Linked DNA regions of Homo sapiens: region 1 is linked to region 2. Evidence: chromatin contacts called from ENCODE Hi-C or POLR2A ChIA-PET data. All regions are on one chromosome and are shown on one strand. Each heading gives the region's core, a stretch centred on a gene start or an enhancer-like site at or near the end of the contact. The rest is flanking DNA. Distances are from core to core; before and after follow the strand shown.

What was found. Hi-C counts contacts between places; a loop is a spot of excess contacts on that map. ChIA-PET counts read pairs that join two places held with the same protein, here RNA polymerase II (POLR2A). Pooled maps may share reads with other maps.
Region 1: a pooled map shows a loop between it and region 2 (2.3-fold over the local background). The contact joins two enhancer-like sites. A Hi-C loop is called at or near these places in 4 of 50 pooled maps. POLR2A ChIA-PET finds 5 or more read pairs at or near these places in 2 of 52 experiments (BJ and PC-3).

The regions. Positions count from the first base shown.
Region 1 is chr4:74,132,827-74,135,650 of GRCh38, forward strand. The region is part of intron 1 of LOC105377277 (a long non-coding RNA gene); the gene reads right to left. It also overlaps a transcript of MTHFD2L not described here. Among named protein-coding and RNA genes, the nearest start is that of MTHFD2L, 24 kb to the right of the region's middle. Within about 2 kb of position 1,570, at least 4 of the 41 ENCODE cell types and tissues checked have a DNase peak (open chromatin) inside an H3K27ac peak, as active enhancers do.
Region 2 is chr4:73,775,346-73,778,272 of GRCh38, forward strand. No RefSeq gene overlaps it. Among named protein-coding and RNA genes, the nearest start is that of CXCL8, 36 kb to the left of the region's middle. Within about 2 kb of position 1,271, at least 5 of the 41 ENCODE cell types and tissues checked have a DNase peak (open chromatin) inside an H3K27ac peak, as active enhancers do.

The DNA.
Region 1 (2,824 bases), core at 320-2,819, 360 kb after region 2:
ATCTATTTTGAACAGGTTGTTGTCGCTATTATTGTTTTTGATAGATTTGTCTTTATAAGCTTCTTACTAGAGTTATGATTGGATTGCACACCACAATTAAATTATTAGCATATTCTGGGGTTGTGTTCATACTTAATTTTACCAGTGGGTTTTATACCTTGAAATATTTTCTTTTAGTTAGTACACTAATATGTTAGCATTTTTTAATTTCAGGTTGAAGAATTCCCTTTAGCATTTCTTGCAAGACGGGTCTAGTAGTGGTGAATTCTCTTAGCTTTTGTCTGTGAAAGACAATTTCTCTTTGTTAATGCTGCCCTATTTCCTTCTGGCCTACATGGTTTCCATTGTGAAGTCTGTTGCCAGATGAACTGGAGTTGCTTTGTTATTTTACTCTTTTGCTGCTTTCTGGATCTTCTCTTTGTCTTTGATATTTGAAAGTTCAATTATTATATGCCTTGGTTAGTGTTACTTGGGTTGAATCTGTTTGGTGTTCCCTGACCTTTCTATATCTAGATATTTCTGTCTTTCATGAGTTTTGGAAAGTGCTCTGTTATTATTTCTTAGGATAAGCTTTTCTCCCCTTGCTCTTGCTCAGCTCCCCCTTAAACACCAATAATTTTTAGATTTGGTCTTTTGAGGTAATTTTCTATATTTTAAAGGTGGCCTTCATTTCTTTTTATTGTTTTTTTCTTTTCTTTCTTTGGACTGTATTTTCTTAATAGCCAGTCTTTGAGCTCACTGATTCTTTTCTCTAACCCATTCTGTTATTGAGATCCTCTAAAGAGTGTTTCAATTCAGCAAATGTGGTTCTCCGTTCCAAGATTTCTGTTTCATTTTTAAATTATTATTTCAATTTTCTTGTTAAATTTCTCTGATAAGTATCTGAATTGTTTTTCTATGTTATCTTGTAGGTCACTGAGTTTCCTTAAAATTGCTATTTTGAATTCTTAGTTATAAAGTTCACATATCGGTTTTCTAATCCCAAAATGGCAGCATAGAAGCAAGCTTGCTTCTCTCCCCTCCACCAGAAACCAAAAAGAAATACACAGCAGCAAGATCTTCACCAGCAGCAACCCAGAGATCCTGTATGAGGATGAGACAGTTCCTGTAGGTACAGAGAAGTGGAAACATTCTGAGCAGATGGTAGGAGAACCAGATTCTACATCCATGAGGCCTCTTCCCTGCATTACACCAGGCATCAGCAGTATGAAAAATCTGCCCTCAACTCATGGTTTCTGCACTGAAAAACGTGAAATTGAGATTGTCAACCAGCTTTCCCATCTTCTTCGGTTTCCTGCCAGGAGACCTGCCTTTGCCTTAAACCACAGGTAGCACTGTGACTGCCTGGAGGGAGAAATGTCTGTGAAGGCTGGCAAAGACAAATAGGGAAGCCAGGACTACCATCCTCAGCCGTAAAAACTCCTTGTAACTTGACCAAAGGAGATGCCAAATCAGTAGAAATCATGTAGCAAGTATGTTCCACAAGTCCCCTGGGAACACACCCGTGGCCGGCCTTCCCACAGTGCTAGGGTAATCCCTTTGGTCCTCCTCCTTATGGGACAGGCAGTGCCATGGCCATTTGCAAAAGTCAAGGTAAACATAGGCTTATGGCGCCATCTAGAGCCGAAAACAAGGCAGCAAGCTGGCAGTTAAGATTCATAAGCAACTGTATTCAATAAAAACCAAACCAAACTAGACAGATAAAGCTGGACTAAATAATTATTAATACAAATACATAGATGTATACCCACAAGAAACAACAGCAAACATGGAACCATAACCTTCTAGACAAAGCAAAGTTCCAGCGACTGACCCTCCTGAGATGGCGATTTGTGAACTCTCTGACCAAGAATTCAAAACAGCTGTTTTAAGGAAACTTTGTTATCTCTAAGATAACACAGAAAAGCAACTCAGATATTTATCAGAGAAATTTAACAAGGAAATTGAAATAATGATAAGCAGAAATCTTGTAACTAAGAACTACATTTGCTGAACTAAGAAACTCTTCAGGGGATCTCAACCACAGAATAGGTCAAGCAGAGAAGAGAATCAATGAGCTCAAAGACTGGCTGTTAAAAAATAAACAGAGGAGAGAAAAGAAAAAAAGAATGAAAATGAGAGAAGGCCACTTACAAGATATAGAAAATTACCTCAAAGACAAAATCTAAAAATTATTGATGTTCAAGAGAGAGCAGAGCAGGAGCAAGGGTAGAAAGCTTATTCAAAGAAATAATAAGAGAATACTTTCCAAAACATGAGAAAGATATAAATATTCAGGTACAGGAAGGCCTTAGAGCATCACATTAGTCAAATAAGACTAATGAAGGTATTTACTAATCAAACTGTCAAAGATCAAGCATAAAGATAAAACTGTAATGGCAGCAAGAGAAAAGAAGCAAGCAGCATATAAAGGAGCTCCAAATCATCTTTAGCCAGAATAAGAAAAAAAGAGAGAAGACCCAAATAAATAAAAGTAGGAACAAAAATGGACACATGACAACTGAGACCTCAGAAATACTAAGAATCATTAGAAACAATTAGGAACCATTACATGCCAACAAATTGGAAAATATAGAAGAAATGGATAAATTCCTGGACACATGCAACCTACCAATATTGAACCATCAACAAATAGAAAACCTCAATAAGCCAATAATGAGTTATGAAATCAAAGCCATAATAAAAAGTCTCCCATCAAAGAAAAGCTCACGGCCTGATAACTTCACTGCTAAGTTCTACCAAACATTTAAAGAACTAATACCAATTCTATTCAAATACTTCAAAACGATTAAAGAGGAGAGAGGGAATACTTTCAAACTCATTC
Region 2 (2,927 bases), core at 21-2,520:
TCATCTTAACACAGTGAAAATTTCATTCATCTGCAGTAGGTATTTAGAATATATAAGTATTTGGAATATACAGGTATCTAAAATATGACCGCTACTCATCAGTTAAAGAATCCCAGACTCCAATAGAAAAATGGACAAGAATATGAATAGGCAATTCACAGAAACTTAATAGATACTTAGTTTCATTAGTTATCAAAAAAAATCAAACTTAAACCACTATGAGATAGCATTGCATATCCATCAGATGGTCAACAACTGGTAAATCTGGTAACACTGAATTTTGGTGAGGATATGGGAAAATGGAAATTCAGACATGGCTGGGGTAAATATAAATGCACATAACTTTGGAAATTGGCAATATCTAGTGAAAGCTGAAGATATGCAGAACTTACCCCAGCATTATCCCTTCTGCGTCTGCACTAGAGAAATCTTCAACCATGTACATAAGAAATTGCTATAAGGATGCTTGTGAAGCAGTGTTGGTAATAGCAAAAACTATTGAACCTCAGGAGTAAAATTCATAAACAGTGCAATGATAGAGTTAAAATGAAACTACTCAATCTAACTGGTTAAACAAGGGTAAACCTTTAAACATACTTCTGAGTAAAAAAGAATACAAAATGCTACATCCAGTACAATGTCATTCACGTAGATGTTAAGCACTAAATACTATATAGAGAAACATGAATCTATGGTAAAAGTTCAGAACACTAAAGAGAATGATACTATCATCACAGGATTTGAATAGTGAAGAGAGAAAACTGGCGAATGGGACTTTAGAGTCTATGTATTTTTTAATTAAAAAAGATTGGAATCAATTATAATCAAATATTAATAGAGCTAATCTCAGAGGTGGGTAGATAGGTAATGGTTATATGCACATATATTTTACTTTTTTGAATAAAATGCTTTATAATTGAGGTCTAAAAGGGTAATATGTGTGGAATTTTTTTTTTGGCAGGGGAAAATAAGGGGATTTAAATCATTTCTTCATCAAAAATCCCTTTGAACTTTTATTTGCCAAACTTCCTTCTTCCTTGTTATGAAGATTAGTAACTCCAAACCATATTCACTTCTGCGGTTTCATTCTGAAAAAAGAAAATTTGGCTGGTTTAGATAAAGCATTCCATTAACCTACATTCTGAACTAGATGTTCTAAAAGGAAGTTATTATTTTCTCTGGCAGAGATGAAGGGAAAAGCCAAAACATTTTGATGTTGACACAGCTTTTGGAGAAGTGCCAAAAAGGTCACTGAGTCTGTGATCCTTCATGGTGTCCGCAATGTGGGCCTTGCAATGATCCCAGTCCTGCTTACCACAGGGTGCAGGTGTCTTTGGAGCTGAGTAGAAACATTCTGAAAACATGCATGTTGCTGTCCCTGGATAAATGCTTAATACTTAATGCACTGCTTTTCCTTGGTCTCAAAATTGTTCTTAAACTTACTTTGTGTGGCTATCTCAATGTTTATAAGCCAAAGAAAGCCAGCTACCTATTGCTTACTGATGGTACACTGCATGTTAATTTATTATTTTTGGCTTACCTAATACATTTATATTTTATAAAATGGATATTTTTTGAAGGTATAATTGTGTCAAAGTGTGCACTTTTGGGTGGAGAAGCAAAAGCTTTGTCTCCATATATAAAGATGATGGATCCTATCTTACATACTTATCTTCAATACCTTTACTGTCACTGAATAAATGTTCCTTAGCACTTACCATGGCAGTTTTATTAAACACAAAAATGTATGATCTTTTTCAGAGGTTAAAAAAAGTATAATCTGTATTATTTGAAACATTAGTAAACCAAAGAAATGCTTACTGAAAATTATGGTTCAATGCCTAAAATGTCTATTTAATTTGTTTTACATAAAGCCTCCAGAAGGTGGATACAGTTGATTTTAAGTTAATTAATCTCATAAATCATTGTAAAATAAACAAAAGATTATAAATACAGTAATTTTGATAATCTGCTTTAAGTTACTAGAGAAATATTAAAAGCATGCACTTTTGCTTTTTGATATACTTAATTTGAAGTAAATAATGCATGTTGAGCCAAAACAAATACAACTTTACCTCTGAATCGTATTTTAAGATTAAGGGGAAAAAGCCATAAAATAATTAACATATTTTCATTTCTCTATATTTTAAATTGATAAAATTTTATTTCAATAATGATGAAAAGTCACTAAGTACATTTTAGTCTTTTTTTAAATTTAATACTTATAAACTGTATCATGTACTTTGAAAACAGGTGAAAATCACTTAAAATTATTTTATTTAAATTGTATTTTCCAGAAGAGTAGGTTGTGGGTTAGTCGTCTTTGCAATTTGTCATGCAATTTGCTGGGATGTCAGCTTCAGCTGGGCTCGTTGTCATCTTGGCCTGAAAAACAGCAAATGATGAAGCAAAGTGTGAGAAATTGTCTCATATTTTATGGCTCACTGAGTGAATGAATCAACTCAGGATGCTGCAGCATTGCCTGCAGGAGTCTGTGTCTGTGAAACTGCTGAAATTCCAAACGGAGTAGCTGATGGACTCTGGGCAGTATTCATGGTCCAAAAGGGTGTTGGCTTTCCTCCCCAGATTTAAGAACTGTAATTTTGAAATGAAGATGACATGTCATTTTCCATTTGTGACAAATCCTAGGAGCTGCTATACTGGTATTCTATCTGAATAAGGATATAAAAAAGATCCAAGTATACCTTCTACAAAGTAAAAACATATCCTTTTGAAGTGTCATGTTTGATGAGTTTTGATAAAGATATCAACTCATGTAGCCACTGCCACAACCAAGATATAGAATATTTACATTATGCTCCCAAAGTTCCCTCTTGCCCATTTTTAGTCGGTCACTCTGCCCCCTACCAGTCCCAGATAACCACTGATCCAATTTTATCACTATAGAATTTTATAGAAATAGAATA